2 separate regions of the Mus musculus genome follow, and region 2 is linked to region 1. The links are chromatin loops, found by intact Hi-C in ENCODE. Cell type or tissue: heart. All regions are shown on one strand. Links, peaks and the distances in the headings refer to the core of each region. The heading gives the core; the rest is flanking DNA.

Region 1 (5,382 bases), core at 241-5,240:
TGTGTGAATGTGTTAACTCACTCAGGATGATGCCCTCCAGGTCCATCCATTTGCCTAGGAATTTCATAAATTCATTCTTTTTAATAGCTGAGTAGTACTCCATTGTGTAAATGTACCACATTTTCTGTATCCATTCCTCTGTTGAGGGGCATCTGGGTTCTTTCCAGCTTCTGGCTATTATAAATAAGGCTGCTATGAACATAGTGGAGCATGTGTCCTTCTTACCGGTTGGGACATCTTCTGGATATATGCCCAGGAGAGGTATTGCTGGATCCTCCGGTAGTACTATGTCCAATTTTCTGAGGAACCGCCAGACTGATTTCCAGAGTGGTTGTACAAGCCTGCAATCCCACCAACAATGGAGGAGTGTTCCTCTTTCTCCACATCCTCGCCAGCATCTGCTGTCACCTGAATTTTTGATCTTAGCCATTCTGACTGGTGTGAGGTGGAATCTCAGGGTTGTTTTGATTTGCATTTCCCTGATGATTAAGGATGTTGAACATTTTTTCAGGTGCTTCTCTGCCATTCGGTATTCCTCAGGTGAGAATTCTTTGTTCAATTCTGAGCCCCATTTTTTAATGGGGTTATTTGATTTTCTGAAGTCCACCTTCTTGAGTTCTTTATATATGTTGGATATTAGTCCCCTATCCGATTGAAGTGGGAATTCTTGCACAGACAGATTAGACAGAGATGTAATCTGTTTCCTATTAAAATATGTCTTAGAAATAAGGGCATGTTTGGGGAAAACAACTCAAGACAAAATGCGATTGAATAACTTTCCACTTGAGCTTCAATATCTACCTTACCCCATCTTGGTCAGGCAGTGATTGCTAAGTCATATTAATAAAAACAAGATAGAAAGTTGCATGTCATGACACTTATCTTTCTATTGCATACATCATCCTGTTCAGCGAATTTAAAACCTGGGCACACCTTTAATCCCAGCATTTGGGAGGCAGAGGCAATGGGCTCTCTGAATTCAAAGTCAGCCTGGTCTACAAAACAAGTTCCAGGACAATCATGGCTGTTATTTAAAGAGACCCTGTCTCAAAAACAAACAAACATACAAAAAAAGAGAGTTTGAACATTGAAAATTATTCCTTTGATTTCTGAAAGCTCCCGTTATGCTGAGAAATAAGCTAATACCCTGCTAGAATGTGATTCACCACCCCCATTCCACATCCTCATTGACAAGAGCATTTTAACACTGTAAGCATGTATGGATTTTATAGCTCTTCTTTGCAATCTCCACATGTTCTAAAACATACATGGAAATTTCCACAGGGGAGCCTAATCCCACCTATCACTTTGATATACCAGGCAAGCAGACTTTGTGGAAATTGTTTTGTTGCAGACGTCATAGAAGATCAACTCCCACTGCCTTGTGTGATTTGCTTATATAGAAGGAAGCAGGAACAAGTCTCTTACCACATCTTGACAATGGGGCCAACCTTAACCACACTATTATCATCTGCCCCCTGATGGAGATGAGTCAAAGAGATGTCTCAACAATTCCAACTGTAGCCACCTCCAGCTTTCCTTTGCAGGCATTGCTCTGTATTTATGAATAAATGCACTTTTGCTGACTTGCTTCTGGAAAACATTATTAAATGGGGAAGGGGCTTTCCCATTGCTGGGCATTCCTTCATGCCAGCAAAATATTCAAATCACAGAATTCTGAATTAGTGTTTTTTTCAGTTACAAAGATATCCCTGTAGACATAAGTATGAGTCATTCGAGAATTATTGGTTTGATTCTTGTAGTTGAGAGAAGGGAATGAGGCGATTTGAAGCCCACATGAAATTAACTATTTAATTATTTTCTTTTGAGACTGTGTCTATAATAGAATGGACCCGACTCCCCAGTCTACCTGGGATAACCACCGTGAGCATTCTGAAGCATATTGTTGAATGCAGGACCATCACGAGGCTGATATTCCTCTGCACTCACGCTCCCTGGCCTTAGCTGCTGTCTGGGAATCTTTGTAGAGTAGCTAGCTAGCTGCCTCTCTGGGGACCATACACAAAGACTCACTCAACTCTACATGGACCCCTACACAGATGGGCTCTCATCTCAGGTGAGCACTCATATATTATTTCAAACCTGTGTCTAGGCAGATTTTCCACACTCTCTTGAGCCATAAATAATTGAACTTCTGGTGATGAGAACCAGGTCTAGGGCTGTCTACTTCTCCTAGACTAGCCCTGTGGATCTCACTTCCCTTCTGCATCTGCACTGGGGGGCATGGTGGTGAGTATACTTCCCCTCCACTTTCCCTCTGTGCCCACTAGCTCATCACCAGAACGAGGAAAGGCTTTTGTTTAAAAGAGAAAAACAGACCCATGAACTGAAATACGAGATCACCCACAACCAGGCAACATGGCTTTGATAATTTCCTAAAGTAAGCCTAATGATTTAATGTTCGGGCTCTCCTATATTATGTTCCTCTCTATTTACGTTAACAATTGGGAAGGGATTAGATTTCTATATGTATTACAGATGTGACTAAGTTATGATTTGTTGCTGGGGTTGTGGTCAGGGTCAGGTGTTTTGAAGTTTGGGGCTTCTTATTCAAGGAGTTCAAATAAAAAGCCCACACACATGGCAAGTGTATCTAGAAAACTTTATTCAAAGCAAAGCTCTAGAATAGGTCTGAATATCCTGCAAGAGGGCAATGGGTCATGAGAATGAAGACACTCAGGAACTCCAGTTATTATTTGGAGTTTCATTTTAAGGACTTCACAAATGGGAGGAGGAACTTGGGTGATAAGGGACATGGAGAAGGTGGTTCTCTGTTTTTATTGACAGGTTAGGCATAAAGTCTTTTTTTCTGCTATACACGTCCCTACCCATGATGCATCTGATTTTAATCATATCTGCACCCAATTCTTCAGAGGCATAGGAGATTCTGCCTAAATAAATAAATAAATAAATAAAACTCATGTTAGGGCAATTTTGCCTTGTTGTATATATACCACAAGCCAATTTAGACTGGATTTCACTCCAGATTTTTGTACTGGGACATAACTGGGAATATGTTTAAGTAGAATCTATCCAGGGTACTAGGGTAGGGAAAAATTAATTCCCTTGTTCGAAGTAGAATGTACAGGTGAGGACCCAAGGTCACTAGGTGCATGGATCAAGGAGGAGTATTGGCGCATGGTATGTGCAGGCAAAGAAGCTAGACTCTCAGCTGCATTATTAGAATAAAGATAGGATGTAAAAGGGTTTGTCTATAACCCAAACAAAGTAGAGTCTGAGGTTGCTAAACCGTTCTCTATGCTGGCTCACCTCAACAGACCACTGGATGTCACTCTTAAGCTATGCTAGCATAGCTCTAGCTACAATAACAGTTTCCAATAGTACATTCAGATAGTACGTTAGGAGACACAGCCAGGGATAGACATCCCTAAAACCGCTCAACTGGTGCATTTGCAGGATCAGCTACAGCAAAGTTTACTCGAGATTCCTCTACATTTTCTCTAACTTTCTTCTTAGGAGCCATTAAGAGGGCTAATAATCAGAGGACATCCCACCAGTATCAAAAGACACGTCTATCATTCAACATCTTCATTAGCTGCATGCTACAAGCAGGGCCTTAGGAAAATGAGCAATAAAATTGACAGACAAGAAGAGGTGAGTTTATAGCATGCACACAGTAAACTTACTAGAATCTAACTGTGGCAGAAGAGTGTGAAAGGAAACTAATCTAAATCGGGTGGTACTGTGGCTTGGCCTTCCAGATGGGTGTTGGAACTGAGTTGCCATTGTCACACTGTTAGAGGTGATTCTCTCATGAGGACTGTATTGTCCTGGATGCATTAAAGCCATTATTTGGGGTGGATTAGTTCTTGAAGATTGGCTTTGTTACAGAGCAAGTTCTTTTTGTGTGTGTTCTCTTTCCATTTGATGTTCTCTACCACATTACAGTCTCTCACCTGAAGGCGCGTCAAACATCAATGCCAAGATCTTTGCCTTCTCTGCCTCTAGAACTGTAAGAAGTTTCTTCAACGTGCAAATTGCCTGGTCTGTGGCTGTCAGTACAGCAGTAGATGAGTCAGAAACTCCATCTGTCCATTTGACTCAGTGACCTTGTGCCTCAGAATGATCGAACCCAACTCTGGGATCAGGGGTCTGCAAACTCTGTTCCCCAGACTTCATTGTGGGGAGCTTCTGGCTGGATTATATCAACTTGAAGGGTAAGAGGCAGAAGGTGCTCTCTGTCTCTTCCAGCTCTTCTCAGCTTCCTTCCCATTGGACTCAGACAGGACTGAGACTTAACTCGGCATTTCTCCACCTTTCTGTAACGTAACCCTTCTTCTTAGATCCACTGGCAAGCATGTGATGTGCTCCACAGAGACTCTGAACCATCTTACCAAGGACCTTAGTGATCTGGACATTAACTGTGAGAACCCCACTACTACCCCAAGTGTCTGACTTTAGGAATATCAGGTCTTCTCCTTCAGTCCTCCAGCTTCAGTATCTTCTCAAGGCTACCTGAGCAGTTCTGTTACTGATGGTGGATTTGAATCTGATCTTGCCAGGTTCTTGGAACTGAAACCAAAGACCACACAGATTTGCAAAGTGGCAAAGAGATTATGTAAAATCACAGCAACAAAGAAGGCCTGAATGTCCTGCAAGGCAACAGCAGGCCACATGAGCGAAAACAGTCAAAAGCCCTGATTATTGTTTTGAGCCTTCAAGAATTTTATGGAGTTCAAGAGTAAGACAGTTGAGGCTACTAAGGAGTAGAGTGAGGGTGGCTCTCTGTTCTCCTAAAGTCACATAATTATTTTCTACTGCACATATAATTTCTCATGATTTTAATCACAGGAACCTTCAACGATGCATAAGCAAGAGATGGGAAACAGGGTTTTATCCTTAAAGTTTATTTGAGGACAGTTTTGCCTTAACTACCCATGTGCCCCAAACCAGTTCAAGCCCAATCAGCCTTTCAACCTGCACACATTGGCAATGTAACTGAATAGAAACCATCCACTCCAGGTACTTGTTAGCAGAGGAGAGATTTATCCCATTGTTCTGAGAGATGTGAGTCCACTGTGCTGTGGTATATGCACATAGCACACGCAGGTAAAAAAAGACAGGCTGCTCAGCACATTTCTTTCTTTTTAAAAATAGGGTTGCTGCATTTTATTTGTTGACTTTTAATTGGATATTTTATTAATTCACTTTTTAAGCTTTCCCAGTTTCCCCTCTGCAAACCCCCTATCCCATCTCCCTTTACCCTGCTCCTATGAGTGTGCTCTCCCACACACCTACCCACTCCTGCCTCACAGCCCTAGCTTTCCCCTACACTGGGGCATCAAGCCTTCACAGGACCAAGGGCCTTGTTTCCCATTGATGCCAGATAAGGCCCCTTCA
Region 2 (5,382 bases), core at 66-5,065, 530 kb after region 1:
ACAGAGCACTCACGAGAACCTTTAAACAGTCAGAAGGGTGGCCATGGAAAGGGTCTGCAGTGTAGACTTACATTTCCAGGCTACTCTCCTTAGCCTCTTGTGCCTCTAATGTGTCAGCTGTGTACTTATTCCTAGGAGTATTGGGTGAAGCAGGCACTGGAGCACACCCCACCTGACCTCTCATTTCTTATAAGAAGGGGATTTGAGCTTGGGACAGGTGTAGAATTTATTGAGGGTCCAGCTCTGGTGTCTGGCAGCCTAGGGATCAGGCTCAGACTCTCACTGGCTGGCTTTCAGCTTAGTTTCTCCCACTTTTCTGCGGCCACGGGACAGGAACTAATGCTCTCCTTTTCTGTATACTTTGCTCATGATGCTTTAGAAACTCAGACGGAGTATCCCTTGTGCAGAGTGCTTGAGATTGGCATAGGTTGGGATTTGCAATGGGGACAAATTTTGGAATCTTTGCCTATACATGAGATGTCTTGGGTCAGGGCCTAAGTCTATAAAGATATAATTCATTTATGCTTTATATACACAGGATGAAAGGATTTTGATAGTATTTTAGTACACCAGCCCATCACGGAAACTCTGGTGTGGCTATTTCCACTGTGGCTTCACACAGTCACTCAGTGCAGTCCAGATTGGAGATTTCAGCTGGGTTTAGGAGGCTTAGTCGGAAGTGAAGGTCTGCTTGTCCTATCATTACTTCTTCTCGTGTTTGCCCAGCTTGGTTAGCATACAGAGCCTCGTATACAGAATGCCTCTAACCAGAGCACAGGCGGGAGGTTAGCTGAGACTTGTCACCCCTCACTGTCTTGTGTCCTCTCTAATTACAAGTGCACACAGTCCCCTGAAGACTGGAAAGCCCTTGCTGCTATCCTCTGAGCAGTTTGCTGCCCCCAAGTTTGTAATTCTGTCTGGCTCAAGAGTGACTTGAGCTGGTTCCTTCCTCTCTTGCAGTTATTTTTACTCCCTGTGGAGTTTGTTTTGGAAAGGCAGTTTTTTAAAAGTTTCCCTCTCTAACAAGAGTTTTGTTAGATTTTTTTTGTAGACCCAAAACAACAACAACAAAAGACCATTTCTTAAAGATACATACTTAGCTTATTCATTCATGCCTGGATTTGCCTGCTCTCCCTGGCTTTGTCAAAGGGCCATTCTTCCTCGGTGTTTTCCAAAGCTTTCCTGTTTTCAGGAGAGCTTTCTAATAAAACCCCTGAATGCAGTGGTGTGTCTTGCAGCCTCCTGGGCTCGGGGCTTTGGCAATGTAAATGTCCATTAGTTTGGCAAGCAAGAGTTTGCTCCAGCAGGATTTGTTCACAAAAGAGACATGCAGAAAGGTTGTCAGGCTAAAGTGAACTGTGAGGGCAGGCAGCTGGAAGTTGGAAGTGGGGAGAGCATTAGGGGGGGTCCTAGAGAAATCCCTGACTTCTTTAGGAGGCCCATTCCAGAAAGGCAGCCCTGGCTCCACATTATTCGCTTGATTCTCACTGGCCCTAAGGATATCCCAAGCGATTGTCTTCCGACCTGACATCACGGTACTTGTGTAGCTTTCTGTCCAAAGAGTCCTCAACTAGACAGCGTGTGGACTGCAGAGTACCTTAACTGTCTGTAAATAGTAGGCTGAAAGTTTCCTTCAAGTGAGATCGTCTGCTTCCTCACAGACTGCTCTGGGTCACTGTGTTCTGGGAGCCCCTTTGCGGTAATGTCTAGAAACCCAAGACACACCCCTCCTTCTTTCGTGCCAAGGAGATAGAGAGACCTGGGAAAGAGCTGAGGATAGGGCACAGAGTTCTCGATCTCTCCCCCACCAATCCAGCACGATGGGCAAGCCTAGTCTGTTCACCCCATGCCTTGAAATCAGAATGTTGTCTGTGATCCTTTCAAACGTTGAGCATTTTGTGTGCCTGTGTCGCTGAGAATGGAAGAACCACACACCAAGTTTAGAGGAGTGCAGCACCTACGTCCTGAAGCCAAACATCCACATTTGCCTGGGACTGGGAGGTTTCCCAGGACATAAGGATTTTTCATTCCCAGTAAAGTTTTCAGACAAGATGGTCACTTTAGAGACATCAGACTTCCTGACACCTTAACACGGGCGCCACACCCAGTGGGCTTCCTGCTGGAGTCTGACTGTTGGGATAACTATTCCAGTAAGAGGGGTAAATATATAAGCCATGTTTCTCAAAGATAACACCGTGAAGCCCTGGGCTGATTCACTCTGCTTCTGGTTAACGTGTACAGGTAGGAAGCTCCCACACATGTGACAGGAACCTGTGGGAAAGGATGAATAATCCCCGACACTCACCACCAAAAGAGGAAAATTAAAAATAAGTATCTGGGTGAATATATATATATATATATATATTCGTATTCAAGTCACTTTTATCTCTATTCTGCAACCAGAAGCTTCCTCTGTCTTGGATAGGCTGCCACCGTGTGGCCCTAAGCAGGCATGTGGGAAAGTAGAGGAAAGCACAGAGATGGGAATCGCCTCAGGCAACAATCAGTAGGGAAGGCAATGAGCTCAGTGCTTGTGCAAAGACTCAATTATATTGTCCAGGGCCTGGCTTCCCCTGTGGACCAGGATAATGCTCCTGGACTTGCCGCACCTCTCCAGCCCTAAACATTACGATTGCCACAAAGTTCACACATATAGAAGCTGAGGCTGGAGCTAAGTTACTCTTTCACAGTGACCTGGCACAGAGCCAGATCTCAAACCTGAGTTGGTTGGCCGTAAAGCCCTTGGCCTCCACACCAGGCATACTGGAGGGGAACCATCACAAATGGAAAAGGGGGGGATGGGATGGCCTGCGGGAGCCAGCTCTTCTGGAAGAGGTAAGCCTGACTAATTTAAAGGATGGATGGGTGCATCAGGAGAGAATCCAGAATCCAAGGTGTGGAACCCAGAGCAGAGAGGGAGAAATAGGATCCTCTGCTGAGGTAAAGGTTAATGGAGGAGACAAGTTATGAAGTAGCCAGTGAGGCATGAGTAGGAACCCGAAAACAGCTAGGAACGGGAGGCCGGTGGACAGTGTGCTCAAAGTCCTTACACTGTAGACTGCGTCTTCTAGCAGCAACGAGTACCTGTGTGGCTGTTGACTTAACACTTGTGAAGCATTCAATCCACTTTTGATTTATTGGTGGAAGTTCTGTGAACTGTGCGTTCGGATAACCCCATTACATATAGGAGGAAACAGCCAAAGAGAGGTGGCCGCCATAATAAAAAAGGGACTCACAGCTTGAGGGAAAACAGTTGCTTTTGGTGGAAAGAGCCATCCTCAGTCTGTCGGTGAGAGGCAGTAAGGGAAGGTGTTTGAAGTTGGGGCAGCTCAAGGACACAGAAGGCGAGGGTCTCAGTGTTGGTGATCTGGCTGGTATTTGTGTTGAAAGTCTCCTCCCCATGACAGGGATGGTGGCATCATCCAGTAATTCCAAACTCTGGCTTTATAGGCAGAAACCTGAGGATGACAAGTTCAAGGCTTGCCTTTGGTACAGACAGAGTTCAAGGTCAACATGGACAACTTATCGAGACCCTTTCTCAAAAATAAAAAGTGAAATGAAGTGTGTGTGTGGTGGGGGGGGGGTCTAGTTAACTAGTAGAGTACTCGTCTAGTATTCGTGAGGCTCTAAACTCTACCCACAGTATTAGAAAACAACAGAAACAGAGGAAGCGGGAGGAACTGGAGAGGCAGCTCAGTGGTTAGGGACATTGGCTGCTCAGGTTCCCTCCCAGCACAAACATGATGGCTAAGCCAGCCATAACTCTAGTTCTAGGGGGATCAGATGCCCTCCTCTGACCCTTAGGGCAGCAGGCACACACGAGGTATATATACATGCAGGGAAAACACATATAAATAATCATATACATAAAATAGAATAGATATCAGAGAGAGAGATAGAGACACTTCCTGCCACCTGTGAGGGTTGGGACCCACCTTTCCATCTCCATGGAGAGAAGGGGGATGGACTTGAGAGGAGTAACCATAGCAGCCCAGGTATTCGCTTGCCCTTGTTCCAGTAGGGGGTCCTTCCCAGACTACCAGCCTCAGGCAGGTCAGTTCTCTCTCACCCACACTTTCCTTACCTGGCACATGGAGTTTATACATTTGTTTTTCCTCTTGTTGCACAGTATAGACTTGAACAGCGTGGAGTCTAGGACCATCCCGGGGTACATCGGGAGAATCTAAAAAAGACCGGGACTCGGAAAAAGTTTCCAGTGATCATGGAACCAAGTGTGCGTCTTTTGAAAAGTCTCCTTGTCCACACCTCGCATGAAAATTGTTAAAGTCACGTTTGCTTTGTGAGGACAGGGCGTGTTGTTCAGAATGCTTCACAGGAGCAGTCCTCTGCTGACAGCTTTGCCTTTATGGATGGCGCGCCATACTGGCAACAGAGAACGCACGCACGCATGCAGTACATTATTGTGTTTTGACACCGGGGAGAGAGCACATCCACAGACATTTTTGTACACTATCCTGTTAGAAATGTGCTTTGTGTTAATCCCCTACTGTGTCTAGTTTCTGAATTAAACTGTATCGTAGGAAAGTATATAGAGGTAAAGCAGTCTAGATAGGGTTGGGTGTCACCCATGGTTTCAGACACTTTTGAGTAGAACCCTCATGGATAAAGGGGGCACTTCTGCGTGTGGTTGGATATCTTGAGGGTCAAAGTTCCAGGGGAAAAAACTCAGCTGGCTTTGAAGACAGGTGATTGACTTATGTGTCTGAAAGCCTGAGTAAGGCGTGATTGAATTAGGACATCCAGTGCCCACTTTTCTGTCTCCCATTGTACACTGGCAAGATGGCCATCAGAGCTCAGCAACCCCATTCCTCATGAACCTCATGGTTTCCTCATCCTGCAGACACAGTCCCTTCCATCATCTATGGTGAGCATGTGACAGAGAATAAGAAGCTCTGATTGGTCATGCTCAAGACCACGTGCTTCTCCCACATTTGCATAGGAACTGAAACTGGATAGACACAGTTCTATAAACCACAAAAGTCAGAGGGGAAAAAACACAAAACAAAACAAAACAAAACAAAAACAATAAACAACAAACCAACCAGTGGGGATGCAAAGCAGCCAACCAGCAGGTAATTAGAGCCACCAGGATCTCCTTCCACCAGGAACAGTATCCCTGCCTCAAGGTTGCTGCTCCCAGTATTGGCCTGTGACAGCTGAGAGATGGTAGATGTCTGATCCCTTTGTCCTTCCTAAGACCGTGTAAAGTGGAGAAAATGGCCAGAAGGACGCTGGGAGACAGGATGATAACTTTCTGGCTCAGCTCAGGGAACAGCCATGGAAGGAATTGGGTCCTCACTTCAGGCCAGCTTGCTCACAAAGTTCAAGGCAACCTTAGCTCCAGCTTCAGTCTTCAGCCAA

Evidence for each region. Peaks named below come from ENCODE experiments on the same cell type or tissue, not always from the same donor. Only the 100,000 strongest peaks of a DNase experiment are listed, where the experiment ranks them.
Region 2: it touches region 1 in a loop (7-fold over the local background); 16 of 42 quality-filtered maps call a loop at or near these places.

Annotation. Positions count from the first base shown.
Region 1 is chr11:34,878,407-34,883,788 of GRCm38, forward strand. No RefSeq gene overlaps it. Among named protein-coding and RNA genes, the nearest start is that of Gm25799, 18 kb to the right of the region's middle. In heart, for the core only: a CTCF peak has its summit at 3,295; no DNase peak of the experiment used is centred there.
Region 2 is chr11:35,405,342-35,410,723 of GRCm38, forward strand. The region is part of intron 4 of Slit3 (slit guidance ligand 3); the gene reads left to right. Among named protein-coding and RNA genes, the nearest start is that of Gm46277, 120 kb to the left of the region's middle. In heart, for the core only: a CTCF peak has its summit at 2,451 (motif pointing left); a DNase peak (open chromatin) is centred at 2,610; H3K27ac peaks cover 1,948 bases; H3K27me3 peaks cover 26 bases.